Regions from separate parts of the Homo sapiens genome. Here region 2 is linked to region 1. A link is an interaction called in ENCODE POLR2A ChIA-PET data of the cell type or tissue named here. Cell type or tissue: HepG2. All regions are shown on one strand. Region 1 has its middle 26 kb from the start of RBM33-DT. Region 2 overlaps RBM33 (RNA binding motif protein 33).

The links. ChIA-PET counts read pairs that join two places held together with the same protein. Peaks named below come from ENCODE experiments on the same cell type or tissue, not always from the same donor. Only the 100,000 strongest peaks of a DNase experiment are listed, where the experiment ranks them.
Region 2: POLR2A ChIA-PET joins it to region 1 with 7 read pairs; 3 of 35 experiments call an interaction of 5 or more read pairs at or near these places.

Annotation. Positions count from the first base shown.
Region 1 is chr7:155,614,110-155,622,109 of GRCh38, reverse strand. No RefSeq gene overlaps it. Among named protein-coding and RNA genes, the nearest start is that of RBM33-DT, 26 kb to the left of the region's middle. In HepG2, no CTCF peak of the experiment used is centred here; DNase peaks (open chromatin) are centred at 1,979, 2,719 and 3,159; H3K4me3 peaks cover 643 bases.
Region 2 is chr7:155,710,736-155,718,735 of GRCh38, reverse strand. It overlaps RBM33 (RNA binding motif protein 33), which reads right to left. Exons shown (of 18, transcript NM_053043.3): 8 at 7,281-7,533; 9 at 293-351. Among named protein-coding and RNA genes, the nearest start is that of RBM33, 70 kb to the right of the region's middle. In HepG2, no CTCF peak of the experiment used is centred here; no DNase peak of the experiment used is centred here.

The DNA of each region.
Region 1 (8,000 bases):
GAGCTCATTCATCTTATTTTGTTGACAAATCCTCATTTATTCACACACAACATCTATAGGATAGGGGGCAATTGGCCTCACCTCACAAGTGAGAAGGCCAGGAGGATGCAGAGAGGCTAATTGCTAGTCTGAGTCACAAAAGAGTGAATGGTCCTGAGCCATTTGTTCTGACCCAGTCCCGAGACCTGCGTGTGGCACTGTATCTGGGCCACAGGCCCTGTGCCTCTCCTAGGACCTCAAAACAAGAAGACAAACCTTTCTTTTCTCAGAGTGCACCTGTGCATCTCTCTCTACTTTGGCCTGAAGCCTCACAAGCCGTTTTCACAGTCACATTCCTCTGCACACGTAGGCGTCTGCAGTGCAACCCTTTTGAGGGATCTGTTACTATCACTTACCAAGAAAGAAATGTCAGAGTCATCCTTTGTCCCAATTTTTACTTCTCTGTTATTAATTTCAGTCATAACGAATTCTCTTTTTATGGTGCTTTTTCCTTAGCCTATCTTTTTTCATTATTAACAACACTTTATAAAGTCATTAAGAGGATGCCATCCTAATGCATAGTAAGAGTAAAATACATCATACAAATTGAGTGATTTTCGATCTAAAGATGTCGATTAAATAATGCGTTTAGTAATGGAAACCATAGAGAAATGGTCATGCGGATTCTCACTTTTAGGATCTGAGCTGCTCCTCAAAGAGGGTCCCATTTAAGTACAAATATGCACCATGCTGGCTTATGAAACAAGAATGTTTTCCCTTTGCTAATGATGACTTGTCATGTGACACACACATTATTTGTGTTATTCTGGTGAGATACTGTTTTCGGTCATGCTCCAGAAGCATATTTAAAGTCTTACTCTAGAGACAGGGCTTACTCTTGGGGAGCTACCTGCTCCCGCAAGTGTCTCACATTCTTCCTTTGTTGTTTTACAAATGGAAAGCAGGGAGATAAAACATCCTAGGGTGGTACTGAGGATGGTGGAGGAAACCCATCTCAGACACCTTCTTCATGCCTCATGCCGCCCACACATGAGATAACTTCAGTAGAAGTGTTTTGCGTGCTGCAGAGAGCTGTATAAAATTACTGCACAATGTTAATAATAGCATTGAGATTGTGTAAAAGCAAATAAAATATTGCTTCTGAACATGGGAATGTTAAATGTCTTTCTAAGTTAAATCTATCTGCTTTTGAATATAACTCATCTTTTACCATTTGTCCATATTACACCTTTGCTTCTAACATTCAAACTTCCATCTTTTTCTTTCTAACATTGTTTTATTTTTCTGAGTCCAAATTGTGTGTACTGCCTGAACATTCATTATTCTTACATCCATGCTCCCCCTATGCCAACTCACCACCAGTTACTAGCCTGTGTCCCTTCTGCCTTTGGGCTGCCTTCCAGGGGGTGAGTGTATTTGCTTCTCGTTAACATTGGATGTTCACCTAGCAAACACACGTTGAGATATTCCAGGCCTGGGGCTGGGCAGTCGGGGCACAAAAGTGAATACAAGAGTGTTCCCCACTACAGGGAGTCTCAGTTGAGCATCAACCAACAGCCCTCGGCAGCTGATGTTAGAGCAGCCCAGTCATGGAGCGAATCTGCAGGATCGAGTTATTAAAACCTGTTCTTATTGAAAGAAGTTAAATTCCCCTCCCAGCGAGGGACATGTACAAAAGCTGGTGCTGCCATTCTAATAACCATGAGTTTAATTCCTCAAATATTAACGGTTGAATAAATAAATCTGGCCATTTTTATTATAATTTAAAAAGTAAACTAATTTTTCATTTTGGCTAATGACAAACCTCATGAAGCCATGCCTCCATGAGTGTCCTCAGCATTTCCTGGGTGCTTTTTATGATGTGAAGCGACCTCATGGTGGTCACCTAACATGCCTGGAGCTTAAAGTGGAGAGATTAACACTTCCTAAGGCACACAGCGACATCCCCACTCCACAATTAGCGTACTATACAGTTGTTTCTGTTGAGACAAGATCTCGCTTTGTTGCCCAGGCTGGAGTGCAGTGACACAATCATAGCTCGTCGCAGCCTTGAACTCCTGGGCTCAAGCAATACTCCCACCTCAGCCTCCTGAGTAGCTGGGACTACAGGCATGTGCCACCATACTCAGCTGATTTTTAAATTTTTTGTACAGACAAGGTTGCACTGTGTTACCCAGGCTGGTCTCCAACTCCTGGGATCAAGCAATCCTTCCACCTCAGCCTCCCAAAGTGCTGAGATCATAAGCATGCACCACTGTGCCTGGCCAGAATGACAGGATTTCAGAATTAGGCTGGCCTGTAGCCCAGGTAATCCAGATGCTGAGGCAGGAGGATTCCTTGAGCCCAGAAGTTTGAGGCTATACTGAGCCATGATCACACGACTGCACTCTAGGCTGGGCAACAGAGCAAGATACTGTTTCTTAAAACACAAAACAAAATTGGAAGGCCACCTTATAAAGTGTAAGGCAACTGGGGGTCATTTGAGAATAAAGGACTTGGCTGGGGTCACACCACCTAGAAGGGTCTGAGCCAGGACTGATTTCCTGGGTGGTGAACATTTATTGTTCTGTCCATCTAGTAGAGGAAAACCACTCTCCTTCTTTGGGGGAGCTGCTCCCTCCCCTGCCCTCACAGCCCCACATGTAGCCAGTGGGAACTGCTGGGCTGCTGACCCCTGCCCCCTGTGGCTGGCCAGGCATGGCATGACTCAAGCAACTGAGCACATGATGGAATCTCATCACCTGCCTGCTCTCCCTGCCTTGTCTTCAGAGACTGGCCATGGGGCGGGCATTTAGCCCAAGCTGGAGGCCCTGCTCAAGACACTGTCTGCTGCAGCTGGGGGGTGTCCCCAGCCTTTTAAGCAGTGAGATCGGGGGAGAATGTGGCCTGAGAGGAGCCAGCGGCCACACATGTCCTTTCCCCAGGGGATCCCAGGCTCAGAAGAAGGGAAGGAAGAGCAAGAAAGGAGAGACTAGGGTCCAAAAAACTCCTTGCGACTTCAAAATCAGGTTAACTTATTGTGCAACCCAGAAGATGGAATTTTCACCAGCAGGAAATGAAAGGAAGGTGGACTGCTGGCTTCCGAGCAGTAGATAAATATTAGCCAGCAGTACAAAGTCTGAACAGTCCCGTCCAAAAGGCATTTGCCTAGTGTTTGTTTCTCACTTCCCAGCTACCACGTAGCACTCCCCGCAGAGCACAGGGAGTGGAGAGAGCAGTGTAAGCTACCTTTGCCCAGACGGAGATTTTAATTGGCTAAAGAGATGATGGGGCAGTGAACATAAAAACAGCCAGCGACAGGAGTGGCAGAAGAGAGGGAAGCACTCTGAAGATAGCCGCGTAGACGGCCAAGGGCAGCGTAGACGGCCAAGGACCATAGCGTGATCCATATCAAAATGCACACAGCAAAGCCGTTGCTAATTTCCAAGCCCTCAGTATTGAGCTCTTTGCCAGAGCAGTTCCAAGATCTGGCCATCAGCATCATCTTCTGTAAAAAGAAATCATTTCTATATCAGATATCTTGTTTGAACTTAAATCCACTTACAAAAATGTTTTGCTGCTAGAAAAAGTGTGTTAACATTTTAGACAAAGTGATGAGACAGATAATCAATGCTAGTATGTTGGGAAAGCCAGGAGTAAATCTCACCTTGACCTACACTGGTACTGAGAACATATCAATGTTCTGATGAACATCTGCCTAGTAGTATAGTCACATTAATTTGGTAGATAAGGAAGGATTTTTTTAAAAAGATAACATAAAACAACATAAAGGCAGAGATAGATAAATTTGAACTCAGTAAAATCTGAAACCGCTCTGTATCTAAAGATATCACCTAAATACAAAAAAGCAAGTTGTAAACTGGGAAAAGATATTTGCAACACATATGACTAACAAATAATTAGTACCCAGAAAATGTATATACATATTTTTTAATTGATATGTCATAATTATATATGTTCTTGGGGTCTATGTGATACTTTGATACATGTGTACAATACGTAATGTTCAAATCAGATATCTATTACTAATGAATCTTTTTTTTTTTTTGAGATGGAGTTTCACTATTGTTACCCAGGCTGGAGTGCAATGGCGCGATCTCGGCTCACTGCGAACTCCACCTCCTGGGTTCACGCGATTCTCCTGCCTCAGCCTCCTGAGTAGCTGGGATTACAGGTGACTGCCACCACACCGGGCTAATTTTTCATATTTTTAACAGAGATGGGGTTTCACTATGTTGGCCAGACTGGTCTCGAACTCCTGGCCTTGTGATCCACCTGCCTTGGCCTCCCAAAGTGCTGGGATTACAGGCGTGAGCCACCACGCCCAGCCACTAATGAATTTTTAAAACCCCAAATAGTGCAATAGAAAAATTGGCAAAGAATATGAATATACAAATTACAGATGAGAAAACTCAAATGCTTAATGGCAACATGGGAAACTACATGGGAAGCTGCTAAACCTCACTTGGTATAAGTGGTACACACATTAAAACACAGAAATACCACCTCACACCCATCAGGGTACACAAAACACAGAAATACCACCTCACACCCATCAGGGTACACACATTACAACACAGAAATACCACCTCACACCCATCAGGGTACACACATTACAACACAGAAATACCACCTCACACCCATCAGGGTACACACATTACAACACAGAAATACCACCTCACACCCATCAGGGTACACATATTACAACACAGAAATACCACCTCACACCCATCAGGGTACACACATTACAACACAGAAATACCACCTCACACCCATCAGGTTACACACATTAAAACACAGAAATACCACCTCACACCCATCAGGGTACACATGTTACAACACAGAAATACCACTTCACACCCATCAGGGTACACAAATTAAAACACAGAAATACCACTTCACACCCATCAGGGTACACAAATTAAAACACAGAAATACCACTTCACACCCATCAGGGTACACACCTTAAAACACAGAAATACCACCTCACACCCATCAGGGTACACACCTTAAAACACAGAAATACCACTTCACACCCATCGGGGTACACGCCTTAAAACACAGAAATACCACCTCACACCCATCAGGGTACACACGTTAAAATGCAGAAATACCACCTCACACCCATCAGGGTACACACGTTAAAATGCAGAAATACCACCTCACACCCATCAGGGTACACGCCTTAAAACACAGAAATACCACTTCACACCCATCGGGGTACACACATTAAAACACAGAAATACCACTTCACACCCATCAGGGTACACATGTTACAACACAGAAATACCACCTCACACCCATCAGGGTACACACGTTACAACACAGAAATACCACCTCACACCCATCAGGGTACATGCCTTAAAACACAGAAATACCACTTCACACCCATCAGGGTACACGCCTTAAAACACAGAAATACCACTTCACACCCATCAGGGTACACGCCTTAAAACACAGAAATACCACCTCACACCCATCAGGGTACACATGTTAAAATGCAGAAATACCACCTGACACCCATCAGGGTACACACGTTAAAATGCAGAAATACCACCTCACACCCATCAGGGTACACACGTTAAAACACAGAAATACCACCTCACACCCATCAGGGTACACATGTCACAACACAGAAATACCACCTCACACCCATCAGGGTACACACATTACAACACAGAAATACCGCCTCACACCCATCAGGGTACACGCCTTAAAACACAGAAATACCACTTCACACCCATCAGGGTACACGCCTTAAAACACAGAAATACCACTTCACACCCATCAGGGTACACACGTTAAAATGCAGAAATACCACCTCACACCCATCAGGGTACACACGTTAAAACACAGAAATACCACCTCACACCCATCAGGGTACACATGTTACAACACAGAAATACCACCTCACACCCATCAGGGTACACGCCTTAAAACACAGAAATACCACTTCACACCCATCAGGGTACACGCCTTAAAACACAGAAATACCACTTCACACCCATCAGGGTACACAAATTAAAACACAGAAATACCACCTCACACCCATCAGGGTACACACATTACAACACAGAAATACCACCTCACACCCATCAGGGTACACGCCTTAAAACACAGAAATACCACTTCACACCCATCAGGGTACATGCCTTAAAACACAGAAATACCACTTCACACCCATCAGGGTACACAAATTAAAACACAGAAATACCACCTCACACCCATCAGGGTACACGCCTTAAAACACAGAAATACCACTTCACACCCATCAGGGTACACACCTTAAAACACAGAAATACCACCTCACACCCATCAGGGTACACACCTTAAAACACAGAAATACCACTTCACACCCATCAGGGTACACACGTTAAAATGCAGAAATACCACCTCACACCCATCAGGGTACACGCCTTAAAACACAGAAATACCACTTCACACCCATCAGGGTACATGCCTTAAAACACAGAAATACCACCTCACACCCATCAGGGTACACACCTTAAAACACAGAAATACCACTTCACACCCATCAGGGTACACACGTTAAAATGCAGAAATACCACCTCACACCCATCAGGGTACACACGTTAAAATGCAGAAATACCACTTCACACCCATCAGGGTACACGCCTTAAAACACAGAAATACCACTTCACACCCATCGGGGCACACGCCTTAAAACACAGAAATACCACCTGACACCCATCAGGGTACACACGTTAAAATGCAGAAATACCACCTCACACCCATCAGGGTACACACATTAAAACACAGAAATACCACCTCACACCCATGAGGGTACACGCCTTAAAACACAGAAATACCACCTCACACCCATCAGGGTACACACGTTAAAAGGCAGAAATACCACCTCACACCCATCAGGGTACACACCTTAAAACACAGAAATACCACTTCACACCCATCAGGGTACACAAATTAAAACACAGAAATACCACTTCACACCCATCAGGGTACACAAATTAAAACACAGAAATACCACTTCACACCCATCAGGGTACACACGTTAAAACACAGAAATACCACTTCACACCCATCAGGGAACACAAATTAAAACACAGAAATACCACTTCACATCCATCAGAGTACACACATTAAAACACAGAAATACCACTTCACACCCATCAGGTTGGTAGAAACGTAAAAGCTGGACAATAATGAGTGCCAGTGAGAGCATGTATGCTGGTAGAAGCATACCCTAGACCACAGGCTCCCAACCTCTGGTGAGGAACCAGTCCACACAGCAGGAGGTGAGCGGCGGGCAAGGCAGCATAACCACCCGAGCTCCGCCTCCTGTCAGATCGCGGCAGCATTAGATTGTCATAGGAGTGAGAACCCTATTGCAAACTGTACATGCAAGGGATCTAGGTTGTGTGCTCCTTATGATAATCTAATGCCTCGTGATCTGAGGTGGAACAGTTTCATCTCAAAACCATCCCTCCAATGCCCCATACATGGAAGAATTGTCTTCCACAAAACTGATCCCTGGTGCTAAAAAGTTTGGGGACTGCTGCACTAGAGCAATCATTTTGAAGAGTAACTTGGCAATACCTAATGCAGTTGAACTGGAACATTCTCTTCTACCCAGCAATTTCACTACGAGTTACAGCCCCTAAAGACTTTCTTGCATACACAGGAGAAGATGTGAAACAGAGGCCCTTGCGGTGTTGTTGATAGGAGAAAATACAAGCAAAGAACCCAAACAAATAAAAACATAAAAGACAATATCTAAATCCTGATTTTTTTAAAAGCCTGGTTAAACAGATTGTGATAAAATCACAAAATAATGAGCGAGAGCTTTGCACACCAACATGGAAAGAGCTCAGAAACAAAGTATCAAACAACAGGTTAGAAATATATAAAGTAACCTTTCACATAAAGCCAAAGTATAAAGGTGTGTACAAGCATGACAGACATTCTGCACAGTGGTGACATCATGGGGAGGCGCTGGATGGTGGTTCATAGTGAATTCA
Region 2 (8,000 bases), 97 kb before region 1:
TTCTCACTAACATAAGGCAATAATAAAATCAATATTCATATTCTTTAAGACGAACGGCATTCCACTGATGATCCTGATTCAACAATTTTACAGTTAAACAAAATTAATTCTACTCTCAAAAATCCACTGACCTTAAGCTTTTAACAAACATTTTCTATTGCAGAGATTATTGTCAATATTTGCAAATCCTTAAAATTATATTTGGCTGGAACCTCTTGCACTTGCTATATTAATATTTCTTAGTAAATGTATGCTCATCCCTATCAAAGGAGAAGGAGCAGCTGCTACTCACTGGGAATCTCTGGGGTCCCACGGCAGGTCTCGGCTGGCTCGGAACTGGTAGCAAGGGCACTGCAAGAAAAACCCCTTGTGTTAGAGACACACTTTACTCAACACTCAAACCCCTGTAAGACAACATATGAAGTTTAATATAAAATATATACTATGCGTACCAGACATATAATACATTGTGCTTACGCTTAAGCTAAGCATTTAGTATTTTTAACAATTCCATAACAGAAAAGGGGAAAGCAGAAGTTTCCTTTTCGGTACACAGCAGTGCAAGCAGAAGTTTAAATCTCAATAGTTGACTATTATTTGGAATTAAAATATTTTGCAACAAAAGAAGATAGTATTCCTCTAAAATAAAAAACCTAGTTTGTTTCTCCTATCCCTATACAGATAATCCAGGTTATCAAATCCCAGTTATATTTTCCTATGCCACTCATATACACATTTAAATCTCAATCCTCATGAATCATGAAAGAGAGAAGGGAGGAAGGGAAGTGAGGCAGGCAGAGAAAGGAAAACAGCACATCCCAGGAATTGGAGAAAATGCTCACAAACTGTTAAAAATTTTCCACTAAACAATCCCCTATGCCAAGGCTTTTAGTTTACTTTAGTTTATAAACAAGCAGGATTTCCATCAATCCACCAGAACAAGGAATCAAATCATTTTTAAAAAGGTATCTCATAATAGAGAAGAAGCTAGATGTAAGTTTCACACCTTGAGGCTAAATCAGATGTGTTTAAGCTCTTTGAAACTCATTATGCACTATACTGATCTTGATTTTCAAAGAAACTCACAATCTAAGTGCAGCTACGTCTTACAGCAAAATGTGCTGGCAGATACACCTAGGAAGCTCTCAGATTGTCAGGTACTGTGGGGCTGAACTGTTTGCAACTCCCTCCCCCCGCCCCCACACCCAACCCCAAATGTATACGTTGAAGCCCCAACCCCCCGTACCTCAGAATGTAACTGGATTCCACTGATTAGGTCTTTAAAAGAGGTAATTGAGGTCAAATGAGGTCTAGGCCCTAACCCAACCCTGGTGTCCTTCTAAGAAAGGGAAATTTAGACATAGACAGTACACACAGAGGGAGGACCACGTGAGGACACAAGGAGAAGGTGGCCAACGACAAGGCAAGGAGAGAGGCCTCAGAAGGAAGCTGCCCTGCCCACACCTCGAACTTGGACTTCCAGCCTCCGGAACTGCGAGAAAATAAGTTTCTGTTGTTTAACTCACCCTATTTGCGGTGCTTGTTACAGCAGCCCCAGCAAACTCGTACACATCAGGTGGAATTGACAACGAAGCATATTTTTTAATTTAAGAAGTTTCTGCTAAATGTGAAATACAGGTGATACCTCTTAAAAGTCCATCAGAATCACTATAAAAACAGGGTGCTATGATAAACTTTTTTTTTACTATGATTACTCAAGGAATTCCATACATTAAGCCTTATAATTGACATCGCACTTCCCACACTTCAATTTCAAGTGATAGCATACATGGCCTGTGTCACTGCTTGATCAAATGCAAAGTGTGACTGAAACAAAACTTACTTTTATAAAATGTAAAAATGGCAGAAGTTCATCCCTTCCTTGACAGACTAATCTAATGAGTCCAAATTTCAAAATTAGAGTGGGTCAGTTTGCAAGACTTTATATAAAATAGAATCCAACTCTCCCCTCAATTCTACACAGCTGATGTTACATCAATTCCATATCTAAAGTGAAACACTAGACTGGAGAAAGTGGAGAAAGAAAAAAACAAGAATATCTCTGACCTCAGAAGATTATAATGAAGGTGACAAAGAAAAACACTACATATTAAATGTAAAGACGTGATTTTTATAATCAAGTTAACAAATATAAGACACCCAGATCTTCACTAACTCGATCATAGGTACCACTTAGAAACTTGGAATTTAAATGCCAATATCTACCAAAACATTCCAACACGATAAAAGGATAAAACATTAAGCCTCTTTAACCAGGAGAATGAGAGCAAGAAGGTGAGGTGGGATTTCTAGAAAGCAATCTGATTATAATAAATGGATTTCTTACACAGAAGCCTCTGATGAGCTGGTAATTTGCACAAAGTACCAGCCTTTTCCCTATTTAAAAAAAAAAAAAAAACAGCAGAAAAGGAAAAACAGCTGACAAAAAGGGTTGCTGCGTGCGGACAGTCCAGTCCCCATGGGAACAGTGCAGACACCTGGCCCACCCAAGAGATGCCACCTCAGTGGGAATACCCAGGCATGTGTCTGCGGGCTCTCCCTGCCAGGCCCTGGCTGCCCGACTACTGCAGCGAAGAATTTAACAGGTGTGATGTTAGAGACCAGTCTAGCTGAAGCTTCAACTTGAATATTTGAAGTTTAATATTTATAACTTGTCCCATGTATTTAATGGACTGTTTTCAATTCATTATAATTATAATACTAAAAACCTGGAAACAAGTTAAATTTCCATCAAAATTGTTTTTAAATAAATTATAACGGAACACTCTTCATCCTCAGAAAGTCTGTGCCATCAGAAGAAGATGTATATATATTGCTAGCTTTTTTAAAAAGCACCTTTCATCTGTGTAAGGCTCTGAGAATCAAAGGTTTAATCTGTGTATCTTTTACCTACAGGAGACATCTTGATATTCAGTCTCTCTCAAGAGGAACTGTGCATTTCTATTTAAGCTCATTCATCTATTAGAGAATAAACAACTGCTTCGAAAGTGTTGCCTATCTACCTAGCAAGAACACTTTGTCCTTCTCTCCTGTGTCAGTGTACCTCTGAAGGTCAAAGGTAAATGACAGATAAGGGACATGCGGCACTAAAGCTCCTAGTTTCATGGTGAGAAAAAGCTAGCTGGTTCTGAGTTTAAAAACTTTTGTCAGAAAGCTGACCTTGGAGTAGTTGCTAAATCACACGTGCGCTTTGGGGTGCAAGGCCTGCATTCTACACTTGCCAGGCTGTTGACTTTTGCAGGGGACACCATTTTCATACATAGAGGATATCTTGGGGCTTCCTGACAGCTTTACCACCCTATATTTCTAAGACTATTTTAGTGAAGCTAAAGAAAATCTGTACGTATTACCAGCTGCCAGCTTTCCACGGCATTTTACAAGGAAATGCACAAGAATAACAGATGCTAGCATAAGCAAAATTATTCCAACAAATTAGACTGACAGCAGTTCCAAGTTCAGGACAACCACTATGGGGAAGATGCAAAGGATTACTTGAAAGAAAGCCACCCTTCCCCATTCAAGTATGCGTGTGTTCATGTCTCCATTCATTCAACGGCTACTGCAGGAGACGTAGGCACCACACCAATCAGCGACGCTCAGGGCCACCTAAGAGGATGTGTGGATGAGCGATGCTAACCAGGGTGGGAAAAACTTTGGGGGAACACAGGGACATGCGATGGGGTCAGGAGGGGTTAGGAGTTAATTGTACTTTAAAACCTTATGCTTCTCTGCCATGCCCAGTGGCCTGGTGGTGACCCGCAGACACTGTCAAGAGGCGCCCCCCTCCCTTACACTCTGGGCCAGCCCGTCACCATCACAGTCCCCTGCTCCATGGCCACAGGACAACTTCATAATACTTCTCACCCACGTATGGGAGGGTCCCAGGATCTAGGCCACTGGCCAATCCCCTGCACTTGAACTACTACCTTAGGCTACTCTCCACTTCTGAAACTTCTCTCCCACACCCTTAGGAATCCCAAATTCCCCACCCATCAGCAGCATCCACCACACCCTTGAGTTCCTTCACCTTCTCGCTCTAATGGCCCCTCTGAGTGGCAGCTGTTCTCCCACAGCTTCTTGCCAAAGGTCTGGAGGTAGAAGGGCTCCTTCTTGATCTAACTGCTGCTTCCAGACCCAGCTTTCATCTCATGCCACCAGCTGACATGCCCCAGCACCACACTGGCCCTCTCATTTCTCAGGGAGTTCAGCTCCAGTCTGAATAAACACAAAGACGGCCCTTGCCGTGCCCTGCCTCAGATCCGTGCCACCTCTGCCTCCAGTCCTGGTGACCATTCCACCCTTCCATCTCACTCCCTCTAGGATCCTGATTCAAACAATCGTTCAACTCTACAAAGATCTCCAATGATCTCCTTTTCACCATCTCAGCCTCCTCCCTGGTGTCTTCTCCTCCCTGGCATCTACCTTATGATCCACAGCCCATCGTTATCAGCACTGCCTTCCCTTTACTACTTTGTGAAAACTATGACCCTCATAAACCCAACTGCCTGCCTATTCCACACCTAGTGTGCGCAGATGAGCGCAGCTGGACAGAGACACACAACCATGCTGACTGCCCTCACCTCAAATCCACACCCCTCAAGGGCTCAGCAGCCCCATCCATCCCTGCGCACATCCACTCTTCGAAAGCACGAACGGATGCTCCAAAGCGCCTCTCCTCAGACCTTCAACACGCCCTCCTACCTCCCCACTCTAGCTCCCTGCTACCCACCGAGGAAACTGAGGCCACCAAGGAAGAACTGACACAAGACTCCTCCACCTGCCCATCCATCTGCCCCAGCTGTGGAGGACTCCCTGCTCCTCCCCCTCAGCAAGCCCACCTCTGGCACGTGGTCCTGGACAAGACAAGTTTTTCCTCTCATCTGCATCAATGATGTTTTTCCTTCTTAACTAGCTCTTTTCTGTAAGTGCAATGAATAAAAAACTTAGAATAAAAAACTTTCTCTCAAGCCCACTTGGCTCCCATCAATTATCATCCAACTTCTGTTTTAGCAAAACACAGTCAAAGTCTGTCAATACAGTGGCCTCAAGTCCGTGCCCCATCTCAGCCAGGCCTGTGCCTCCTCCTCACCAGCCCCGCCCCAAGTGCAGGCCACACCCACTGACCCATTGGCAGCAGCCCTGCCAGCCCGTGGCCACCTGCTTCCTTCCCCATCGACCGTCATCCTCCTTCCTCCCTCTCGGCTCCTTTGCCAGGCTCTCCTCCTGCCCCCATTCCCACGTCGAGTGCCGGGGTCCCAGTCCTTGGCCTCCCTGACGGGTTCTCCTCCTGCCCCTCCCCCTCCTGTGTCAAGTGCCCTAGGTCCCAGTCCTTGGTCTCCCCACACACAGACTCCCTCCTCCAGGGCTCTCATTTGAGGGCAGGGTCTAAATCCACCTATTCACCAACAACCTCCTGACCTGTACTTTGAGCCCAAACCCCTATACTGAATTCTCATCCAACTGCCTACTAGACCCCTCCACTCACATGGCTAGTTGGCATCTCAAATTTAATGCACCCAAAACAGAACTTTTGATCTCCCCACCTCAGGTGATGGCAACCAGACCAGCCCTCTAAATGCTCTGGTCACCTGGGCATCACTCTTACCTCCTCTCTCCCTCTCACACTCATCCAATCCATCAGCAAATCCCATCGGCCCCATCTTCCTACTTCATCCAGCTCTGAGCTCTCTGCACTCTCCCTGCTACCACACTGGTTTGCACCAGGATCATCTGTCACCTCCTAGCTAGACACCAGCTTCCACCCTTGCCACCCGACAGTCTCCTCTCAACACGGCAGCAAGAGGAATCTTCTAAAACATACACAAGGTCACGTCATTCCTCTGCTCAAACCCCTCTAATCCCTGCCCATTTCACTCCCTGCCAAAGTCCTGAGAATGGCTGGATGGCCCCACGGCCCCACGGTACCCAGGTTCTGCATTTCTTCTCTGCTTTGATCACTCCACAAAAGTCACGCTGGTCTCCTTTTGGCTACTCAAACACACAAGGCAGGGTCTCTCCTGGAGGAAGCCCCCTTATACTTGCTGATCACTCTGCCTGCAATCTTCTTCCCTGAACAGCCACATTGCTAACTTACAGATATCCCTCAACTCTTTCCTGCTCAGTGAAGTTCACCCTGATCACCCCATTTAAGATACAACCCATCCCTTCCCCGCATCCTGCTCAATTTCTCACTGCATTTTCATCTTCTAACATGCCACATAAAATACTTATGTTTACTGCTAATAAACAATAATAAGACTGTCTGATAGAAAGTAATATCATGGTTGAAGAAAGCTTTGTCTGGTTTGTTCGTCAATATAACTCAAATGCCAAAAATAGAGTAGTAGCTCAATAAATGTGTGTGTTCACAGGTACATGAAGTTAAAGCTTCGTATAAACTGCTCAAAAACCGTTTCCTAGCTTAAGGAACATGTTTCAGTAATAATCAGATCTGTATTTATTTGATTACAACAACTAAAAGATGGTGTGTCCCCTCTCCACCAGCTGACACTGGAATTGAAGGGGGGCATGCTGCCTGGAACCAAAGAGGGACACTCACCACTGCAAACATCCTCACCGGGAGACTTACAAAGTGTCACAGTTCAGGCATTCCAATAGCGGTCTCTAGTGTATTCTTTGCATTCAGACTGTACTCTCAGCACTTTCCACTCAATTATACAATAAGAGATACACATTTTTAAAGAAATATACTTGACCCATCAAACTAAAATCTAAATGAATGGGGAAGAGCCAAGGAAAACTCAATCTTACAAATTTGAATGTGAAAACTATTTTGCCGCAGAGACGGCTTCAGTGCAATAAACTAATAAATGCCTTCAGATGCACAGTAATCTATAACATAACAGATGCTCCTCAACATAGGATGGGGTTACATCCCAATAAGGCTATCGTTAGTGGAAAAGACCCTTAGTCAAAATGCATTTAATATGCCCAACCAATGAAACATCATAGCTTAGCCTCACCTACCTTCAGCTCAGAACACTCACATCATTGCACAGTTGGCAAAATCATCGGGGCTGGGAACCGCAGCTCCCCCTGCCCAGCTTCGAGGGAGTTTTGGGATGCATGTTGCTACCCCAGGAGAGATCAAATCTCAACATTCGAACGATGATTTCTTCTGAACGCATACTGCTTTCACACACTCATGAAGTCAAAAACGCGTCAGTGGAAAAATCCTAAGTCAAACCATTGGAAGCTGGGGCCATCTATGCTTTACAATAGTAAAAGGAAACACAGACCTTGAACAGGCGTGACCACCGTCCCTTTGAAGTGCGGGTTGATGTGTATGTTCTTGGGCTGCTGTGGAGTCACGGGTGGCGGGGTCATCATCATCCTTGGGGTCTCTAGCTGGGGAGGCATGTGCATTCCCTGAGGCGGGGATGGGTGGTGCGGGTGCTGCACCGGAAGCAGCGGCTGCAGCGGCTGCGGCTGGAACAGGCTTCTGATCGGCTGCTGCTGAGGCGGCGGTGGCGGTGGAGGGGGAGCCTGGGGCTGTGGAGGAATTAACCTTGGAGAATGAGTCTACAAATCACAAAAAAAAAAACAAAAGTTCACCGAAATCAACATTTAAAAGAATGCTGATGTGTTACAAATTTACACTGATTGCATTTTTTAAGTTACAATGTAAGAAGTCTGTAGTAACAACTTGTATCAAAACAGCAGGATAAAGAAGCTTCTCTACTTCTTCACAATGAGGGCTACAGTCTCACAATTGAGTCAATCCCCACGCAAGAGGGAAAACAGCCCCAAAGCACCCAGTGTGAATTTTGAAAAAAAAAAAAAAAATTCAGTTCAGGGAATTGAACTGCCCACACTGAGCAAAGCCCTGTGCCAGGGACAGAAGAGCAGCTGCCACAGCCCTCCCTGTAGCAGCCTTGCATCCCCCTCCAGGAACTCTGGTAAGCAAGGCAGGAGATGTGCACCAGTTACCCTGCTCCAGAACTGAGGCCTGAGAACAG